Linked DNA regions of Homo sapiens: region 1 is linked to region 2. A link is a loop called in an ENCODE intact Hi-C map of the cell type or tissue named here. Cell type or tissue: B cell. All regions are shown on one strand. Each heading gives the region's core, and the rest is flanking DNA. Links, peaks and the distances in the headings are about the cores only.

Evidence for each region. Peaks named below come from ENCODE experiments on the same cell type or tissue, not always from the same donor. Only the 100,000 strongest peaks of a DNase experiment are listed, where the experiment ranks them.
Region 1: a loop joins it to region 2, with 11 times the contacts of the local background. A loop is called at or near these places in 73 of 110 quality-filtered maps.

Annotation. Positions count from the first base shown.
Region 1 is chr20:31,856,907-31,859,815 of GRCh38, forward strand. It overlaps a transcript of DUSP15 not described here. Among named protein-coding and RNA genes, the nearest start is that of DUSP15, 12 kb to the right of the region's middle. RefSeq lists an enhancer at 1,633-1,732. In B cell, for the core only: no CTCF peak of the experiment used is centred there; a DNase peak (open chromatin) is centred at 1,575.
Region 2 is chr20:32,038,718-32,041,626 of GRCh38, forward strand. No RefSeq gene overlaps it. Among named protein-coding and RNA genes, the nearest start is that of HCK, 12 kb to the right of the region's middle. RefSeq lists a silencer at 1,794-1,973. In B cell, for the core only: no CTCF peak of the experiment used is centred there; a DNase peak (open chromatin) is centred at 1,664; H3K4me3 peaks cover 1,058 bases; H3K27ac peaks cover 723 bases.

The sequences.
Region 1 (2,909 bases), core at 147-2,646, 180 kb before region 2:
TTCTGGAAGCCAGATGGGAGTGTTTCAAGGAGGAGGGAGGGCCTACAAGATGCAGACCAACCCAACACCATCCAGGAGCCAAAGAAGATGAAGACAGTGACATATGCTTAGATTTGGCAACTAGAGGCATTATCAAGAGGGACAGAAGCCGGACTGGTCATGGGGGGCTGGGAGGCTGAGAGGGAGGGAGTTGGTGTAAGGAGACTCTCCAGGTGCTTCCCACTGTGGAAGGAGGGGGAGGCCACAGAAGGAGGGGCTGGAGGTGACTTTGGTGTTTGGGGTGGTAGTGTGTGGATGTGCGGTTGGTTGCTTATTGCTCAGGGAAGAGAGCCCAGAATTGAAATGACGGCAACTGTCCCTCCACAATGCCAGGAGGTCCTCCAGGGGGATCTTTCTAAATGCAAATCTGGTCTTTTTTTTTTTTTCTTTTTATAGAGACGGGCTCTCACTATGTTGCCCAGACTGGTCTCGAACTCCTGGGCTCAAGTGATCCTCCTGCCTTGACCTCCCAAAGTGGTAGGATTACAGTTGAGGCACAACTCCTGGCCACAAATCTGGTTTTGACCCTCCCCTACCATAGCTCCCCATTGCCCTTGTGAAAGAGTTCCAACTCTTCATGATGGCCTCAAAGCCATGCATGAACTGCCCCTCCTGGGCCTCATCTGCCTCCACTCCCTCTCCTCCCCCACTTTAGTTCTTTTCATCTCTAAATGCTTCATGTCTTTATCTCCATTAGACCTTTGCACATTCAGTTCCCTTTGCCTGCAATACCTTCGCCTCTTCACCTTTACCTGGCATGCTCCCACCATCCTCAGCTTAACCATCTCTTTCTCAAGAAAGGAGCCAGTTTGGAAGAAGTTAATGATGACTGGGGAAAGGAGGGACATTCCTGCAGGAGGTCCCTGAGAAGGGCTGGTGTTGGGAGCACCAAAAAGTTTCCTGAGCTGCAGAGGTTGATGGGTTTAGGGGTGGGAGGCTGACAGAATTCCCATTAGTGCATTGGTGGAGTGGGAGAAGAGGCCCTCTGAGAGGGGCCGGTGGTGCAGGTCGTGGCAGCCTTGGCTGATTGTTTTAAGAAAGTGTCTGAGAGTCCCTCATATGTAGAGAACATTACCCTCAGCCCTAGAGGCCAGAAAGTGGCCCAGGGTCACAAGGCTATCCGTCAGTCTCAGTGCTGGGGCAACTTGTGTCCAGAGCCTGCCCAGTGCTGAGCGTCTCCAGTCCCCTGTCCCCTTGCCCTGAAGAGTGCTGAGTCCTGTTGCACCTGGTAGCCCTGCTTGGCTACATGCTTCCAGGGGATGCGAAAGAGGGTCTTGCCCGCATCCTCCCAGCATAACCCCACGTAGCACCCACTCTCAATCTGTGCCCCCCCAGTCCCAGAGGCACAGGGAACCTCTGGCTCTGCCATGGGTCACCTGCCGTCGGGGACCTTTCCTTCCTTCTGGCCATCAGGGATGCAGGGGCCAGGTCTTGGGCTTGCAGTGGCTCAACCCACGTGGGCCTGGGGACTACGGGCCACCTGGATGATGCTGGGAGGCTATGAAAGTGAAAGTCTGGGCAGGCAGGTCTCACTTTCTGTTTTGTCCCCTCTCTTGGGAGGCCCTTTCCTTTTGCACCTCCCCATAGCAGCCTAGCCTGGAGGGCATTGATCCTCTTTTATGGGGTGGCAGGAGGCGCTGTGAGACACAAGACCCACGCAAGTGGGGTAGCCTGGGCTCTGCGGGTCTCAGGAGGCCGGCCCCCATGAGCATCCAGAGACACAGCTTTGCCCCAGTCTGCAACTGTCACCTGCTCTTCCCAGCCCACCTGGAAATTTGTCAGTCTCTTTTCAGGACCTGGACTGTTGAGATTGGAAAGGCACAGGGATTCTCAAACTAACTCCTGCCAGAACTGAGAGGCAGCAACTCGTTTCAAATGCATACTCATGACCTCCATCCCAGATCTGCAGAATCAGACTTTCTGGGCAGGAAGCCCAGGAAACCCACATTGTAATGAGTTCCCCCGTGAGGTTCTGATGCAGGTAGTCCAGGGGTCACACTTATTTCTGTAAATATTAGGAGTTCCCACTTACCGACTGCTCATCAGTGCTGGGCCTGGCTAAACACTTTCCTGCAGTGTCTCAATTGGTTCTCACAACAGCTTATGAGGTTGGTAAAAGCCCTGTTTTAATGTTAAGACTGAGCTCAGAGAGGTTAAAGCCCTCTAACAAGGTCACAGAGCTAGTGGGTGGTGGAGCCAGGAGCCAAAATGTGTCTCTCTGCTCCCTAGAGCCCGGGAGCCTAAGCAGTGCCCCACACTGCCTGCCGACAGCTACACCTGTACTTTGTGGATTCTTGGTGGGGGTCTCTGACCCCCTAAAAGTGAATGTAAATTTCATGTCTATGCATTTTTTTGGGGGGGGGGGATTTGCATCTTTCATTAAATTGTCAAAGGAGATGTGGGATATGAAAAAGATCAAGTTGCTCAGATTGCTCCACTCCTTGCTGTATTCATGGAACTGAGGCTCTGAGAGAGAATGCCCCCCACTCCCTGCACCTTTGCACAGCACTGGCACAAAGCTGGGCACCCAGCCAGCATTGACCAGAGACTGGAAGCATTGTTCCTGATGTGTACCTGCTGGGAGGGCTTTCTTCCTGCTCCTCCTTTCCTCTAGCTCCCATATTCCAGTAGCCACCTGGCTCTTGAAGCATCTTGAAGGATTGATCTGGAATATCAGATCAGTCCTATAGATGATGGGGGCCATGGAGGCTTTTTTTATTTTTCTTTTTTCAAACAGGGTCTCGCTCTGTCACCCAGGCTGGAGTGCAGTAGCGCAATCTTGGCTCACTACAGCCTCCGCCTCCATGGAGGCTTTTAAATAGGGGAAGACACCATCAGAGGTAGAAGGTGTTTTAAATGGGGCGTCTGGC
Region 2 (2,909 bases), core at 154-2,653:
CATGTAGATGGGACAATAGGCATGCATCACCATGCTTGGCTAATTTTTAAATTATTATTATTATTTTTGTACAGATGGGGTCTCACTTTGTTGTGTAGGTCGGTCTCAAACTCCTGGGCTCAAGCAATCCTCCCACCTCAGACTCCCAAAGTGCTAGGATTACAGGTGTGAGCCACCCTGCCCAGGCACAATCAATAAGCCTTTATTAAGCATTTGATGTGTATCAATTCCATGGTGATTGCAAAAGAAGAAGACATGGTCCTGCCCTTAGGGGAGCAAGCCACCTGCACATTCATTCCTAGACTCATTCCTTACTTCAACCAACATTATTGAGCATTTACTATATACCTGGCTCTGTGCTTAGTGTTGACCCATAGGATGTCAGCAATTAAAATACACCATAGAGGCCTGTAGTCCCAGCTACTTGGGAGGCTGGGGTGGGAGGATCACCTGAAATCAGGAGTTCAAGGCCAGCCTGGGCAGCATAGCGAGACCTGCTCTCAAAAACAAAAATGTGTGTGTGTATATATATATATATATAGTAGGACAAGAGGGAACTTTCTAGAGTGATAAAAATGTATCTCCTAATGGGGTTTAAGTTACATAAATATATATGCATTTGTAAAAACTCAGCAAATGAACACGTAATCTTTTGCCCTTTGCCTGTAAATTTACATTAAAAGAAAATTACTGTAAACAAATATTGAAATTGAACTCCAGTTAATAATATGTGTGTTGAGGTAATTTCTTTAAAATGCATCTTAAAAGATGAATTGATAGACAGATAGATGAACAAACATGGTTAAAGCAAGTAAAATGTCAATGGTAGAATGTAAGTGGTGAGAGTAGGTATTTTGTCGCCAAAGTCTTTAAATTTTGCTGTGTATTTGGACATTTTCATAATAAAATGTTCAGAAGGAGCAACACTTGATAACCATATATTCCAATTCCCTCATTTATTATCATTATTTTAGTTCCATAAATAAAAACAATGCATTCTAGTTAAGAAAGAAAAAAACAGCGAGAGAAACATCACACACCAGGGCCTGTTGGGGGATGGGGGGAAAGGGGAGGGAGAGCATTAGGACAAATACCTAATGCATGTGGGGCTTAAAACCTAGATGACAGGTTGATGGGTGCAGCAAACCACCACGGCACATGTATACCTATGCAACAAACCTGCACGTTCTGCAAATGTATCCCAGAATTTAAAGTAAAAAGAAAGAAAGAAAAAAAAAAACATAGAAAAACACTTCCCCACCACCAATTCCAATGTTCCTTTCCTCTTCAGTGACAACCTCTGCTTCTTGTTGGCTGTTTAGCTTCCAGACTTTTATCTACGCATTTACATACATGTAGAGGTAAACACAAAACCATGTTATTATTTTAAAAAGGAATGTACTCTGCGATTCTGAAAGAATGTCTTGGGGATCTCTCCATGTTAATTCATGCACATCACCCCAGTTTCAAATTGCTGAGTAAGGATGTGTCTTCCTCTTTGAGATTCAGGCTCAGAGAAGAGTTTGTCAGACACACACAGCAAGTTAGAAGAGCTGGGACTCCAACCTACTCTCCTAGTCCCAGGCCTGGGCGCACCCTGCTTGAGCATGTCCACCACTGAATGAGGGGCAGGGCCACGCCCAGGCCCTTTTTTTCTGCAGAATACAGTGGGCAGGTCCAGCCCTGCCCCTGGGAGAAGACCAGCCTGGGCTTGGGTGCACCGGACCCAGGAGGAAGTCCACAAAGCGCTTCCTCTTTTCTTAGCCTCCAGAGACACTGGGGGAAGAGAAGGGGGTGTTGTGAAACTGAACAGTCCCCCAACCCCCCTGGGGGGACCCGTCAGCTGGGGGTGGCCATGCAGCTGGGGGCAGAAAAACAATTTCATGGACTCCCCCAGCACTGCCCCCGCCCCACCCCCGTCCCCACCCAGTCTCACCCCGCCCCTGAGCAGGAGGTCTGCTGCCTCTAGGATGGTACTTGGGGTAGGTAAGCTTGGAAGGCATCCATAGGCCAGCCTTGTACAGTCTTGCCCGAGTCCTACATGAGCTGGCCCCAGTGCCTATCAGCTGCTGCCGCCACTTCCAGCCTCCTCTTCCAAATATGGTATCTGCCTGGGGCTTCAGGCACCAACAACATGGAAATGTTTGCAGTTCCTCAAACAGGTCAGACTGTTTCCCTCTCAAGCCTTTGTCAGGTTGTCCCTTCTGTCTGGAACACCCTTTGCCCTGATCTTCCTCTGGCATCCATTAAGCCTCAACTCATGTCACTTTTTTTTTTTTTTAAGGCAGGTCTCACTCCATTGCCCAGTCTGGAGTGCAGTGGCGCGATCTCAGCTCACTGCAACCTCTGCCTGCAGGATTCAAGCAATTCTCCTGCCTCAGCTTCCCGAGTAACTGGGATTACAGGTGCCCGCCATCACGCCTGGCTAATTTTTAGTAGAGACAGGATTTCGCCATGTTGTCCAGGCTAGTCTCTAACTCCTGATGTCAGGTGATCCACCCACTTCGGCCTCCCAAAGTGCTGGGATTACAGGCATGAGCCACTGTGCCTGGCCCATATCACCTTTTTCAAGAAGTCCTTGCTGCACTCAGTGTCCTTCCTACTTGGTCCTACAATATCATGGGCCTATCTCTCTCTCTCTCTCTAGCAGCATTTTCCACTCTGTATCTAAGTTATTGGTTAAATGATTGTCTCCATAATTGGATTGAAAGTTGCTTGAGGGCCAAAACGCTCTCATCCATTTTTGTGCTCCCAGACCTTGGCAGAAATGCACATGGTAGGCCCTTAATCGTATTAATGGAATTAATCAAAGAACGAAGGGTTTAGATGCCAGCACTGTCACTATCACTCACTGGCTGTTCCTAAACTCTGAGCTTCAGTTTCTTCCTCTGTAAAATGGGCATGTGAAT